2 separate regions of the Homo sapiens genome follow, and region 1 is linked to region 2. A link is an interaction called in ENCODE POLR2A ChIA-PET data of the cell type or tissue named here. Cell type or tissue: PC-3. All regions are shown on one strand. Links, peaks and the distances in the headings refer to the core of each region. The heading gives the core; the rest is flanking DNA.

Region 1 (4,341 bases), core at 342-4,341, 1.8 Mb before region 2:
TAAATGAGGCCCAGGGCTTTCACATGGTCTATTTTGTTTAATCTCTACAACAGCCTTGTGAAGGAGGTGGAATTGAGCCCACTTTACAGATGCAGAGGCTCAGGGAGGCTGTGACTTGCCCCAGGTCACATGCTGGTAAGTGTTGTCCTGCAACAAGTCACTTTCATTCTGGAAATCACAATTTGCTGTTGACTGCAACTGCCAGGCCTGTTGATAGGCATGATTCATCCTTTAAACTAACTGCCTGATCCCTGAACAATAAGATTTGGTAGGAATAAAGTGTTAATTCAGAAGCTCAAAGATAAAATGAAAGGTTTTGTACCAAAATGGGACAGGGTGAACTCATCTTTGGAAAAGCAAATTTCTGAAATAAGCAAATGGAGAAGACTTAGCCAGAAAAAGAAAATTCAGTGTTTTGTTTTTGTTTTTCTTTTTCTTTTTTCTTTTTTTAGACAGGGTCTCTTTCTGTTACCCAGAGTGGAGTGCAGTGGCTTGATCACAGGTCACTGCAGCCTGGACCTCCTGGGGTCTCAATGTCTTCTTAAGAGAATAATGTAATCAAGTTGTGTGTGTGTGTGTGTGTGTTTTTGTTTAACTTCAAGTAACTTGATGAGTTACAGATACAGAATATATTATGCATTATCATTACCGTATTTTCAGCATGTATAATTGATAGAATGTACTCTTTTGAGTTTATCATCTATTATTTTTAGGATAATGTCTAAATAAAGGAAGATTCACTTTTTTTACCTCATCTTTTGTGTATTTTATAGAGACAATTTTTCTTAAAGAGTGGGCTTTGTCTATTCTCCACCAACTGTATGTTTTTATGATTTTATGTTGTATTTTTAGTAAATTTTTACACATAAAAAATCTTTAAAACATAATCAGGTGCTGCTTTGATATCTTTAATATTTCAGATTTTATGGCCATGCTATAAAGGTCATTTTGTGTTTTGTTATTTTTTATATTGTTTTATTGACCTTGTTTTACACATAGAAAATGCCTGTTAATAGCTATGTGTCTACATGTATTGTTGGCTTTTCCTAAATTCTGGGTTTAAATAAACAGGTATACCTTTGGGTTCTCATACATCTTTTACTTTCAATTCTTGTATTTTTTTCCATTTCTAGAATGTTTGTGTAATTCTTTCTTACAGATTCCAGGTCTTTGGTGAAATTCTATATCTTGTTTTGCATTTTCTTGAACCTAATAATCATAGTTATTTTAAAGTATGTCTGAAAAATCCAATATCTGCATCACTTGTACGTCAGCTTCCATTTTCTGTTTTTCTTCTTCTCTTGGTCCTAGTTCTTGGCATGCATGGTAACTTTAGATGAATGTCAGACACTGTGCATGAAGTATTGAAGATGCTCTGGATGATGTTAACTATTTTCCCAAATATATTCTGTCAGACAGGAGCAAACCTCCACAATTCGACCCTAACCCTCACAGCTCGTTCCAAGCTTTGTAAGTTGTTTCTTCTTCTGTTCACCTACATTTCTTGAGTGTAGGTCTCTAGTGTAAGTCCCTGAGTGCTTAGAGGTCTTCTCCTCTTTGGTGAGCCTTGAACTCCAACTTTGATCTCACAGCTCTACAAGACTGCTAAAAACTCCACTCCTCAGTTACTTTGGCTTCTTAGCCTCTTGCTCTTCAAAACTTAAGAATTAGCAAATGTCCTGAGATGAAAACTTGGTTAAAATGATGGGTTCACTTTTCTGCATTAATTTATTTCTTAGGATCTTGGTTCCCAAAGTTCTGACTGCTTTAGTAAGCCCAACCCTTTCCTCCAGCCAAATGAGGTTATGGAAAGCTCTATGGGTTTTATCTACCTTTCAGCAGCTGCCTTCCGTCCAAAACCACGTAAGAGTCAGCAAACACTTTTACAAGCATTGCAAAGCACACAATATTGACATTGCCTCAATAAATTTCTCTTCTCTTCGGGATCTTGGCCTCCAAGTCCTGGCAGCCTCAGAAACCCTCCAGTAGATTTTAAAAATAATTTGATTCAGCCTATCAAGTTGTTCTTCAGATGAATATTTTTCTTCATCATAGGCTCAACCTGGCTAGGCCATCTCACTAGGCGATGAACTCCCAGATAAGCAACATAGCACAACTTACTGGGAAGAATATGCCAGATAGACTTAGGTGCAAATCCTGGCTCAACCAGTTTCTAACCAATTTCTAGCTCTTGGGCAATTATTTTACATCTTTGATTCTTCATTTGTGTATCTGTAAAATGGGAATTATAATAGTACTTCCCTCATAGGGTGAGGATTAAATGAGGTAATTTGCTGAGAATAGTGTCTGGCAGACAGCCAGTGCCAAGTAAATGTTGTTTTCCTGTCTTTTCTCTGCCTGGGGCCATTCCTGTGGATAAAATATATTTGCCTCACCATGCAGTTTGAGAGAAAATAAAATATTTAAATAAATCTTTTACGGATAACTTAGAAGATTCTCTGCTACCATAGTGGCGTGGAGAAGTCCATGGTCTATAATTTCACTAATAATTACAAAAATGCCACAGTCTTTGCGGGGACATGGATGAAGCTGAAAACCATCATTCTCAGCAAACTAACACAGGAACAGAAAACCAAACAGTGCATGTTCTCATGCATAAGTGGGAGTTGAACAATGAGAACACATGGACACAGGGAGTGGAACAACACACACCGGGGCCCGTCGGGGTGGGGGCAAAGGGAGGGAGAGCATTAGAACAAATACCTAATGCACGTGGGGTTTAAAACCTAGATGATGGGTTGATAGCTGCAGCAAACCACCATGGCACATGTATAGCTATGTAAAAAACCTGCACATTCTGCACTTGTATCCCAGAACTTAAAAGCCTCAGTCAAATGGCAGCTGACTGGCAATATAATACTGTTTTGTCTAGGACACTTGCCAATCCCAATGCATGTACAAAAGGGAGGACAGGAATGCAATCTAGGAGACCAGCTTCTTCAGGGACTGCATCAGGGGACAACAAACCACACAACAGCCTGTAGAATCCTCACATGAGAAGGATACTTCTCACAACTGAATGGTCTTGTTAGTCTGGCCTGAATGTGAAAAAGCAAACTACTATCTACACCAGGCAAACTGTTATGTTTGCTAAGCTTTGTTTGGTGGATAAATTTTTTAACCTCTTGAGTTTACTATCACATTATATAATATAATGGGTCATTCATGCCCCAGACGACCCTTGTTGGACCACTGATAGAGAGCCACTAGTATAGAAACTGGTGACATCATGTCTGATTAGATCCTTCAAGAAACATGGGCAGGAAGGACTCCAGGTACCATCTGAGACAGTGGCTGTAAGTGATATAGCCCCTGAGGTGAAGGAAGATAGACTCCACAAGCCCTCATTCCCAAAGTAAATAACTTGCTTCCTTTTCTTTTGTTCTTTGGTTAAGGTAAAAAAAAATCTATCTATCTATCTATCTATCTATCTATCTATCTATCTATCTATCTATATAGATAGATAGATATATCTAGATATATATATATCTAGATATATCTATCTATCTATCTATCTATCTATCTAGATAGATAGATATATCTAGATATATATATATATCTAGATATATCTATCTATCTATCTATCTATCTATCTATCTATCTATCTATCTATCTATATAAGCTGCACTCTAGAGTGGGGAAGCCTTCAGTCTTAGTTTTAGAAGGTGCCACAAGTTTAGTATAGAGCAACTACCATCGCTGTTCATGTCAAATCCTCCTGAGGGGAAAGCTGCTGTTGACCCAGTATTGGTTTAACAGCATCTTTTTCCTATTCCACCAGACAGCCCTGTATTTGCTAGCTGGGTTCTTCTCTGTCCTCTACATGTAGGGAGAAGCACAGTTGATCTACGTATTAACTTGCTGAGACATAGGGAGGGTAATACAGAAGGGAGGGAAGCCGTGAAGCTTGAGTGTGAAGGATGAGTTTACTCTAGAGGCAGGTGGGTGGGGATAAGTTGGGAGTTAAGGAGAAAGGCTTTGGAGAAGCTGTGGGTTGGAACAGTGGTGTGCAGACAAACCAGCTTTCTGGAAACAAAAAAGAGCCCATTTGTAGCCTTTGCCCAGTTCCATGGTGTAAGAATTCCAACTACGGCTGATTGCAAACTACTAACGTGAAGCAAACTCGCTAGAAAAATTTAGTGCAACATTAGGTAGGAGGGAAATAAAGAGAAGAGAAAAAAGATTTAGTATTTTAATCATTTTAATATTCTTTGAGAAAGAGGACAGAACAATGCTGTTACTTTGGGCTCTTGAGGTACGTATTTGAAATGTAATGCTATTCGAACTGGTCCCCATAAGCTTCCTGGTTAATAAGGGTGA
Region 2 (4,404 bases), core at 163-4,162:
CTACCTTCTGTGAGGTTTAAACCATTGTGCAGAAAGGACCATGATAACCTAGTGACAGCTTTGATGTCATCATTATCTCTCTATCCATCTCTTACCCATCTCTCTGTATGACAACATTTTAAAACTCTACACCTTAGTAAAAGATCAAGTATATAGTAGGTGTTTAATGAAAATATGTGGCTGGGCATGGTGGCTCATGTCTGTAATCTCAGCTTTTTGGGAGGCTGAGGTGGGTGGATCACTTGAGGTCAGGAGTTCAAGACCAGCCTGGCCAATGTGGTGAAACCCCGTGTCTACTAAAAAATACAAAAAAATTAGCCAAGTGTGGTGGTATATGCCTGTAGTCCCAGGTACTTGGGAGGCTGAGGCACGAGAATCGCTTGAGACCAGGAGGCAGAGGCTGCAGTGAGTCAACTCTGACTCACAACTGCACTCCAGCCTGGGCAACAGAGTGAGATTCTGTCTCAAAAAAATATATGTGCACTCAATGAATTAATAACTATGTTTATAGATGAATTTGTTGAACAAAGATACATTTTATTCATAAACTGATTGATTTTGAGGAGTAGTTATGTTGAAATTTTTTACCCACCTTTTTTCCCCTTAAATTAGAGTGGGTAGGCTTCTTATTACACCAGAGCTTTCTTCCTAAGATTTACAATTTATTTTTAGTCATTGTTTAGATATTTTGAAAATGGAGTAGGTCCAAGTCAACTTAACTACTTATTAAATGACTACTCTGTGTAAGACACCACATTAGGCACAGGAGAACATGAAGAAAGTGACACTTGTTCTGTGTCCTCAAACAACTTAAAAAAAACTAGTAATATTTTTGTTCCAGTTTTAAATTTGAATCATAGAAAAATGATTAAAAATAAGGCTGTGGGTGAGTATGGTGGAAGGGGTAGACATTGTACCAGCTGTACTCTGCTCTTCCTTGGATTAATCATCATCCTGGGTGTTATCTAAGCAGAACTGTCTATCTGAGGTTATACCACTTAGGTCATAGAAGCCTTGTTTTTCATGGGCCAAACAGAACCAGGTTCTATGTCAAAAGTTTACTAGTAATAAACGATGATAACATTATTAACAACGTGGAGGAAGCAATTCAGTGGCCTGGCTTGTTGTTTATTGATGTTTGCACTGTGGACTGGCACTGTTGTATATATTTTTGTTTCCATCTTATTTAGAGCACAGAGTGACAGGAAATTAATATTTGTTAAACAAACATATGAAGGGCTATTGACAACTCTTTTTTTTCACTCATTTACAAGTTTGTAACAATAACATTTATAAGAGCAAAAAACTTTTTGTGGATGATCCCTGTCCATGGCCTGAAAATACTTCAGGGAGGGAGCAGCAGCGGTGTACCAAGGTGGTGGCTTGGGGTGGAAGTCAGAAGAGCCTTCAGCCAACATATCCATCACAGCCTCTGCAGGCACTGGAGCAAGACCAAAAACATTTCCAAATGGTCCTCCTTAGTGTTCACATTTTCCGAATCATAGGCTTTCTATGGGGTGAGAGTGCCCATTTCCTTCACAGGTGGAATGAGTCTTCCTTTCTGAATTTTGAATAAAATACAGGACCTGAATGGTATCTACATCAGTTAACATTTTTAAAACAAAAAACTGTCCCTCTAGGGTTCACCATATCTGTCTTCTTTTCATCCTCCTGATTGGGAAAATTAAGATCAAAGACAGACACAGGCTTACTTATCATACCCACCCAGGCACATGTGTATATGCACACACTCACTGCTCCTCCATCACCCAACACACAGAGAGGAGACAGAGAAAGTAACGGGGGTGGGGGGGTGTGGAATGGGAAACTATTAGACTTACTTGGCAGTCTTTTTGTATCTGAAAAATTGCAGTGTCCATATCTGACCAAGGCCATAATGGTACCCTAGTTCTAATCGCCAGATTCCTCATTTCATTTCTCAAAGATTTAACTTCTGAAAGACTCAGACGTTGGATAACATATTTTTGAAAGGAGACAGTTTTAAAATAACTACTTAAGTTATTTAAAGATTGTTCCCTTTATTGTTGGACGTTGAGCACAAGGAACTTCAATCTGAATTGCTGTGGGACATTTTGTTTTATGCTACTGTGCAGGAGAATAACAAAATTTTAGTTTAAGACATAGTTGGAATTATTCTTCAAAAATCTGACAGCTATGCACCTACAAATGCCTTGCTTTAAATAACCTTCAGAATCAGTTCTATTATTGTTCACTTACTACATGCTATTAAAAAAAAATGGAGAAAACTAGTGGTAGCAAAATACTGAGCTGACTGTGGGCCTGAGACATGGAATTGCTGGCACTGTGTGGTTCTTTTTGTGAGATCCACAAATTTTAATTAAGGTCCACAATTGCACATCCTTCTATTCAAAGTAATCCAAAATACTTCCTTAGTTTTATAACTCAGTGACTTTTTATATTAGCACTTTTAGATTGACCATGCATATTTCCAAAGTTTGGTAGAGATTAGAGCTTTAATAAGTCATCCAAATATCTCCTTGTGAGACTACTATGTATTTATTGTTTCCTTTTAAAAAAAATTTCATGATAGAAGTGTACTAGCTCCAAGAGGCTGTGAGTCATCCTACTTTAAATAGTAGCGGCAGAAAGAAAAACAAAATACCTTATTTACCATTGGTGATTTCCAAATTGTTGTGTCTTCCAGATGACTTAGAGAGGTTAAATTACTACAATGAATACCATTTTGAAAATATGTTTCTGTTGGTATCCAAAGGCATCAAGTTAAAATCTTAGTTTCATGGAATTTTAACATAACCCACATTTTGGGAGAAGAAAATCACAAAGGTTTTTCATGTACTGTTATCTCAAAACCCTGCAATGTTAGCTGACCACCAGCGTTGTTTTCTTGGGGGTAGATAATGTTTTCCAGCTGTCCCATTACCACCTCTTCCTTGTTTCCTTTATTTGGGCCACCACTTGCTCTTCACTGTAACCAAATAGTCGAATCAGTGTTGACTGTATTGCTATTATAGATTAAAAAAAAAAAAAGAACGAGCTGAGTTTATATCATGGAGCTCTCTATCAATTAGAAATCAAACTCTGAGCTCCCAGGTGACTATCATCAAGGCCTAGAGAAGGATACCAGCCACAGGGCAAATTGCAGAGGGAAAATTCTTTCCTGAAGTACAGAGGTTCTCATAGCTATTAGTTTTAACCCTGCTAAGTCAATTATTTATTGTGAATGTAGAAATGGAATTATAGCAAATGCAGATGTGTATATGAATTCCAATATTGACCTGCTTTACTCAATGCAGAGTCATGAAAAGGGACAATTGCCTATCAAATCCTCATACTACAATAGAACTTTCAATATGTACCCAGAAGGGCAGCCCTCCCAATACTCTATATTGCCTTTTAAAGCAATAGGAGGCTTCTTAAGTCTCTCACAGATTTAATAAAACCTCCATCAAATTTCTGTTGCTGTAGCCCCAAACAATCAAGTCTCAAGGACTTGCGAGGCCTCACCTGGATTTGCGCGGCCCTGGAGCCAGACGGAGTTTTTATTAAACCTGATCTCACACTGTTGGAGATGTCGGTGGAGTTGAGCGAATGAGCAACTGGAGCCGCTCCATGGTGGGACAGATCCAATTGGCAATCCTCTGCGCAGGCATCCCCCAGCACTGCTTGCCTGTTGTATGTTGCAGTGTTTACATAGCGTTTTCACAGAAGGATTCATTTAGGATTAACTTAATTGAATAAACACAAAGCTGCATAATTTATGGACCAAAATAGTTTTTCCTGGTTGGGTTGCTGACTAGCATTTCCTTTCTCCCTAATGGAATATTGTAAAGCCCCCATATTGTTATAATCAGAATTTCATCTTTGAGTTGATTCTGTTCTTTTGCATAATATGATTTTATTATAAGCCAGATGTATAAATAATTGCTCATAAACAGAGCTTTTCCTTCAAGCAAAGTAATGGAAATATATGTATGTATATATACACACAGATGTGTGTATATATATATATATATACACAAATATGGCTTATGTTTAATTTTTTATTTTTCTAATAGAATAAATCCAGTAGCAAAATCTTTTCATTATGTGGATTATACTGAATTCTTGTTAATGTTTCCCCCAAAAAAGATAATTTAGGAAAATAAATACAGTGGCTGAGATTTTGCTAATGAGATAGGATAGAGTAAATGCTGGGAAGATGTAGTGATTGCTTTGGGGCCCCAGAAAATTAGCCATCATGGTACTTCCCTATTTAAGAATCCATAATAATTCCCTGTTGTCTGTTAAATCAAGTTTGGACTGCTTTACTTGTATTTCAAGTGCTTTCATAATCTGGCTTCACCCTACCTGTCCAGCCTGATTAACCCTGCTCATTACTACATGCCTTCCATTAGGGATTGG

Evidence for each region. ChIA-PET counts read pairs that join two places held together with the same protein. Peaks named below come from ENCODE experiments on the same cell type or tissue, not always from the same donor. Only the 100,000 strongest peaks of a DNase experiment are listed, where the experiment ranks them.
Region 1: POLR2A ChIA-PET joins it to region 2 with 5 read pairs; 1 of 35 experiments calls an interaction of 5 or more read pairs at or near these places.

What each region holds. Positions count from the first base shown.
Region 1 is chr3:159,625,387-159,629,727 of GRCh38, reverse strand. All of the region lies in intron 4 of IQCJ-SCHIP1 (IQCJ-SCHIP1 readthrough), which reads right to left. All of the region lies in intron 1 of SCHIP1 (schwannomin interacting protein 1), which reads right to left. Among named protein-coding and RNA genes, the nearest start is that of IQCJ-SCHIP1-AS1, 140 kb to the left of the region's middle. In PC-3, for the core only: no CTCF peak of the experiment used is centred there; DNase peaks (open chromatin) are centred at 1,897 and 2,287; H3K4me3 peaks cover 285 bases; H3K27ac peaks cover 1,810 bases.
Region 2 is chr3:157,793,217-157,797,620 of GRCh38, reverse strand. No RefSeq gene overlaps it. Among named protein-coding and RNA genes, the nearest start is that of VEPH1, 290 kb to the right of the region's middle. In PC-3, for the core only: no CTCF peak of the experiment used is centred there; a DNase peak (open chromatin) is centred at 2,610; H3K27ac peaks cover 670 bases.